Regions from separate parts of the Homo sapiens genome. Here region 2 is linked to region 1. The links are chromatin contacts, found by Hi-C or POLR2A ChIA-PET in ENCODE. All regions are on one chromosome and are shown on one strand. Each heading gives the region's core, a stretch centred on a gene start or an enhancer-like site at or near the end of the contact. The rest is flanking DNA. Distances are from core to core; before and after follow the strand shown.

Region 1 (3,013 bases), core at 230-2,729:
ACATAAGAAGGGCCTTACACGAACTTACCACTTTATCCAATGAATTAGCTAAAAATTCTGGGGTCAATAACACGTTTTCAGAATGGCTAGAGAGGTGGTTCAGTAAACGAAAAAAAGTCATAGCCTCAATTCTTACTTCTCTTATAGTTGTAATAGGTGTACTAATTCTTGTTGGGTGTTGTGTCATACCATGCATCTGTGGGCTAGTACAAAGACTTATAAAAACGACACTTACGAAAACCTCCCTTAGTTCTCCTCCACCTTATTCAGATAAACTTTTCCTTTTAAAAGATCAAGTCAAACAACAAAGTAAAGGTATGTTTAAAAAGTTTTAAAAAGCGTGTGGTCGCAGTGGCTCACGCCTGTAATCCCAGCACTTTGAGAGGCTGATGCGGGCGGATCACCCGAGGTCAGAAGTTAGAGACCAGCCTGACCAATATGAAGAAGCCCCATCTATACTAAAGACACAAAATTAGCTGGTCGTGGTGGCACATGCCTGTACTCCCAGCTACTCGGGAGGCTGAGGCAGGAGAATTGCTTGAACCTGGGAGGCAAATGTTGTAGTGAGCCAAAATCGTGCCATTGCACTCCAGCCTAGGCAGCAAGAGCAAAAACTCCATCTCAAAAAAAAAGGTTTTTTTTTAATTATAAAAATTAAAAGGGGGAAATTGTAAAATACAATAAAATTCCTCTTCAAAGGTTTAGTCTTAACTTTCTTGTTCTTTGTTCTCAAACTCAACTTGCTTGTTCTCCATGCCTCCTTGCCCCTAGTTACTGTAACAACCTTCCTTCCCAACAGCTCTAATCAATAATTCACATCTGTTCCCTTGATTACTCACTCTGCAGCCTTCCCACCCTTCAAAACCACACGTCCCACCACTGTGACTTATACATGCCCCTTCCCTTCCTTATTTGGAAAAATATTTACAAATAGCCAATCGGGTCAGTTTAGATTGTGGGGTCCGACCCTAGCCCATGGGGGAGTAACACAGAGGAAGAGACTTTACGTTAAAAATAAAAACCCCTTCCCTCCTTTGTTCAGGGTGCTCTTGCGATCGTGATTAATGCAAACAAAAACCTTTTGCAGAAGTAAATTGCCTTACTAAAAAAACTTTTGCCTGAGTACTGGTTTCACTTTGCGACACCAAACACTTTACTTCCAACGGTATTATTAATATGACAACGAAATACTTCTGTTCACCTTTTCAATACATTCAAAAAGAGAGAGTAAAAAAGAGAATGTTCCCATGCTCTGGGGTGGACGTGGCTCAGCTCAGAGAGGAAGCCCTGGCTGAAAAGGCTGCAGCTTAGGCTGTTACTCTTCTTCACTCAGCCCAGCATGTGATCACATCTTCTGTCACTCAGGTCCTGAGGGGGCGGGACCTTAAGAATTATCCAATCAGGGACGCTGGGCTGGAAACGTCCAATCAGGCAAGCAGCCGGACCGAACAGGGCGGCTTCTGGTTTGGCGGGTCCTTTGTCTCTCGGTGCAGCCGGAGCTCCAGGTCTCCTCTTCACTACTCTGTGTCCTGTGCTCCTACAGGCCCAGCCTCTGTGGCCCTGTGACCTGCAGGTATTGGGAGATCCACAGCTAAGACACCAGGACCCCTGGAAGCCTAGAAATGGTGAGAGTGCCGGTCCGACATCCCAAGCGACGGGGAGGGGCTGGTTGGAACCGGTGGAAAGTGACGGTGGCGGGACTCAGGTATCCCCTTAGTCAGCTCCACAATCTGCGCCGGAGTTCTTGCCCAGCTCGGCCTCGGTTCCCTTCAGCCATAAGATGGCGGCTGCGCTTATAGCGCAGCCCCCAGGCGTCCTGTCTCTTCACTGTGCGGTGACTGTGCCCTGGCTTGGAGCCCTCGCTGGGCAGCTGCGCACCCGCAGAGCCGCTTCTCTCCCAGATTGTGCAGAGACCACGGGAGAGTCGTCAGGGGAGAATCCTGACTCGGAGTGCGGGTTCACGAATGGGAAGAGCTTTAGTGGGTTGGGTTCACAGTTTCTCTTTTCTCCTATTAAAAATTTATGGGGCTGGGCAAGGTGGCTCACTCCTGTAATCGCAGCAGTTTGGGAGGCCGAGGCGGGCGGATCACTTGAGGAGTTGTTAGGGCAGCTAAGTTCCTCTTCAGAGACTCAACTTCCTGGTCATAAGTTGTAAAAATTGTAAATCAACCCTACCCCTTCTTTTTCCCCATTCTCCTTTTCTCAAAACATCGCGCGTTTACCCTATATGGAAAAAGTTTGTGTCTAGCCCAACCAGGATCAGCTTAGATTGTGCGGTGGGACCTCAGCCAATATGGGAAGGACACAAAAACCGGAACTGCGTTAGGGTTAAATCCCCTTCCTGGCCCAGCGCGGTGGCTGATGCCTGTAATCCCAGCACTTTGTGAGGCCGTGGCGGGTGGATCACAAGGTCAGGAGTTCTAGGCCAGCCTGGCCAACATAGTGAAACCCCGTCTCTACTAAAAATACAAAAATTAGCCGGGATTGGTGGCAGGCGTCTGTAATCCCAGCTACTTGGGAGGCTGACGCACGAGAATTGCTTGAACCTGGGAGGCGAGGTGCAGTGAGCCGAGAGCTTGCCATTGTACTCCAGCCTTGGTGACAAAGTGAGACTCCGTCTTAAAAAAAAAATAGACATCTTAAAATTTCCTTCCCTTATGTAAATACTGTGTTTGAGTAATTTCACGGATTTTTCAAACACTGAGTTTCAAAAACCAAGTGAATAACTCTGACATGACAAAGCTTGAGCCTAGTGACTCCAAGCTAAGGCTAATATTAAGCCTAAAACAGAAGGTTTTTTTTTTGGACAGAGTTTTGCGTTTTGCTCTTGTTGCCCAGGTGGAGTACAGTGGCGCAATCATGGCTCACTGAAATCTCCACCTCCTGGGTTCAAGCGATTCTCCTGCCTCAGCCTCTCAAGTAGCTGGGATTACAGGCATGCACCATCATGCTTGGCTGATTTTGTGTTTTTAGTAGAGACGGGTTTTCTCCATGTTGGTCAGGCTGGTCTCGA
Region 2 (3,013 bases), core at 290-2,789, 3.9 Mb after region 1:
CGGCATTTTTATTTCTTCTGTTTCTCTGTCATTGATTTTTTTTAAAAAGTATACACAATAAAAGCTAAATATAGACAGAGAGGAATGCGGAAAGAATTTAATGTATTTTAGAGAAATTTATATTGTGTCTGTTTACTTGTTTGTGACTTGTAGAGCAACTACTAGATCTGTAAGAATAGAAAACAAGTTGCTAGATAGAATGCAAGCACTAGTTTTAATAAAAAATTATAACCATAAAATATATACTTTATTTTTTTAATTTATCTGCTTTTGTGTTTCAGGAATTGTAAGCACCAGCCCTAGCAGCAGAATTCACCAGCCAAAACTCCGATCTCCAAAAATCAGTTCTATGAGGCAAGACTTAAGGGTAGGGCCAGACCTAAATAAGGCCTCCAAAAAGGTGAACCTGAGCAGAACTGGGGCAGGGAGTGGACTCTATATAGAATTCTGTTCTCTATGCCACTGGGGTATTTCCAGTTCTGTTTTTCCTAAACTTACCTTAAAAAAAAAATCCTTAAATCTCAGAGTTTGTATAATTTTAATCTTTCTTAGACCCTGCCCTATCAATTATATGACATATACTAATAAGCAATTTGAACACATTTATAAAGGTTTTCTAGGGTAATTTTATTAAAAGATAAATATGTATTAACAAGGTAAAAGAAATGGAAATAGAAATAATTCTTCTGTCTATAAATATCCCTTCAGGTGATGACATCGCAAGTCACAATTATATAAAGTGGCACAAATAGAGCCCAAATTTTCTGCACACATCTATTTATTGTACCAATTATATGATGCTTAATTTAACCATTTATCCAGTTGCTAGACTAAAAGCTCCTGGATTGTAGGGACCATGACTGCTTCATCTATTTTTCTAATGGCCATATGAAAAGAAAACAATTTAGCCGGGCGTGGTGGCAAATGTCTGTAATTACACCTACTCGGGAGGCTGTCTCGGCCTCCCAAAGTGCTGGAATTACACGCGCGAGCCACCGCGCCAGGCCTTTTGACTCTCATACATTTTTAATGAAAGGAAAGAGAGACTAGGAACGCCACGGACCAAAGCTCTTCCCATTCATGAACCCGGCACCCGTCAGGATTCGCCCCTGACGACCCTCCCGTGGTCCCTGCACAATCTGGGAGAGACCCGGCGCTGCGGATGCAGAGCCACCCAGAGAGAGCTGCAGGCCAGGACACAGTCACTGAGCAGGGAGGAGAAAGGACGCCCGGGGGGCTGGCTGTCAGCGCAGCCGCCATCTTATGGTCCAAGTGGACTGAGGCCGCCTGGGCGAGGAGAACTCAGGGCGCAAATTGTGGAGCTGACTGCGGCGAGGTCTGAGTCCCGCCACAGCCCCTTCCCCTCTCTCGGGATGTCGGACCCGACATTCTCACCATTTCTAGGTTTCCGGGGGACCTGGCGTCTTAGCTATGGATCGCCAATACCTGCAGGTCAGAGGGCCATAGAGGCTGGGCCTCTAGAAGAAGAGGACACAGAGCAGTGAAGACGAGACCCGGAGCTCGGGCTGAAGGGAGAGACAAAGGCCCCGCCAATCCCGGAAGCCGCCCTGTCTGCTCCAGCTGCATGCCTGATTGGACAGTTCCCAGCCCAGCGTCCCTGACTGGATAATGATTAAAACCCCACCCCTCAGGTCCTGAGTGACAGAAGATGTGATCAGATGCTCTGCTGAATGAAGACTAACAACGTAAGTTGCAGCGTTTTCAGACAGGGCTCCCTCCCTGAGCTAAGCCAGGCCCACCCAACAGGGTATTTGCCTTTAACCTTCTGTGTAAGGTCACATGCATTTCAAATAATATACTAGATAGCTATTCAAAAATAAAAATATATATAATAACAATTATTTTAATATTTCATCTTTTATGACCGTCCTGGTTTCTGGCAGCCATAGTCCCTACCCCGACAGCCCCCAGCCCAGATGGCATTCAAATCTTCCTGGATGGGCTTGATGCCCGTCACTCACGCGCTCTTTAGCACTGCGTTGTGTTGGTTACTCAGGCCTGGGAGAGGTGGTGGGGATTGTAGATCCAGGGTAGGAGCCACCTTACACCCAGAGTTCACCTGGCCACATGCCAGCAAGGAAGCCCATGAAGCACAGCCCTAGACACTGAGCCTCGGCACCTCCAGCTGCACTTTCTATTTATATATCAGGTTTTTTTTTTTTTTTTTTTGAGACGGAGTCTCGCTCTGTTGCCCAGGATGGAGTGCAGTGGCACAATCTCAGATCACAACAACCTCTGCCTCCTGGGTTCAAGTGATTCTCTTGCCTCAGCCTCCCGAGGAGCTGGGACTACAGGTGCGTGCCACCATGCCCGGCTAATTTTTGCATTTTTAGTAGAGACGGGGTTTCACTATGTTGGCCAGGCTGGTCTTGAACTCCTGACCTCGTGATTGGCCCGCCTCAGCCTCCCAAAGTGCTGGGGTTACAGGTGTGAGCCACCGCGCCCGGCCTATATATCAGGTTTTTAAAACCATAAATAAACAGACACAAAAGCAGCCACTTTGATTGAGGAGAAAGTGGGAGCCTAAAGCAGCTGACCCTCAAACAGCTTTGCCAAGCCTCAGGCCAGGCCAGGCCATCTCAACACTCCAAGGCTACATGATAGTTACAGAGGACGACAGTTCCCATAGGTACTTGTCAAGCACTGTGCTAGCTTCTCAGTCACAGAGTCTCAGAATTTCTCCTTGCCAATACCCTGTGAGGGGAGGCCCTAACTCACTAGAGCACAGGAGGTTCCTAAGCTCTTCCCAGGAAATGGTTAACAAAGTGTGGAGCTGGGGGAAAACCCAGTCAGAACAAATGACTTCCCAGGGTCTCCCTTGACTCCATCCCTATCTCCACATGGGGCCAGGAGGTGAAGCGAGCCCCCTAACCCCCTCCATTCCACTCTCTCCTCAAAGTGGCTGTTTTTGTGTTTTCTTATTTATGGGATTTCAAAAGCCTGATTTTTAATTTTGAGTAGTTTCAGGCTTGTATGGGTGTATTTGTATAGG

The links. Hi-C counts contacts between places; a loop is a spot of excess contacts on that map. ChIA-PET counts read pairs that join two places held with the same protein, here RNA polymerase II (POLR2A). Pooled maps may share reads with other maps.
Region 2: a pooled map shows a loop between it and region 1 (5-fold over the local background). The contact joins the promoter of ZNF681 here to the promoter of ZNF93 in region 1. A Hi-C loop is called at or near these places in 3 of 50 pooled maps. POLR2A ChIA-PET finds 5 or more read pairs at or near these places in 3 of 52 experiments (activated B cell, activated T-cell and naive thymus-derived CD8-positive, alpha-beta T cell).

Annotation. Positions count from the first base shown.
Region 1 is chr19:19,899,467-19,902,479 of GRCh38, forward strand. It overlaps ZNF93 (zinc finger protein 93), which reads left to right and starts at 1,480. Exons shown (of 4, transcript NM_031218.4): 1 at 1,480-1,625. The coding sequence starts at 1,623. RefSeq lists enhancers at 1,450-2,049, 1,584-2,133, 2,682-3,013.
Region 2 is chr19:23,757,352-23,760,364 of GRCh38, forward strand. ZNF681 (zinc finger protein 681) reads right to left here and starts at 1,540. Exons shown (of 4, transcript NM_138286.3): 1 at 1,396-1,540. The coding sequence starts at 1,398. It also overlaps a transcript of RPSA2 not described here. RefSeq lists an enhancer at 1,220-1,738.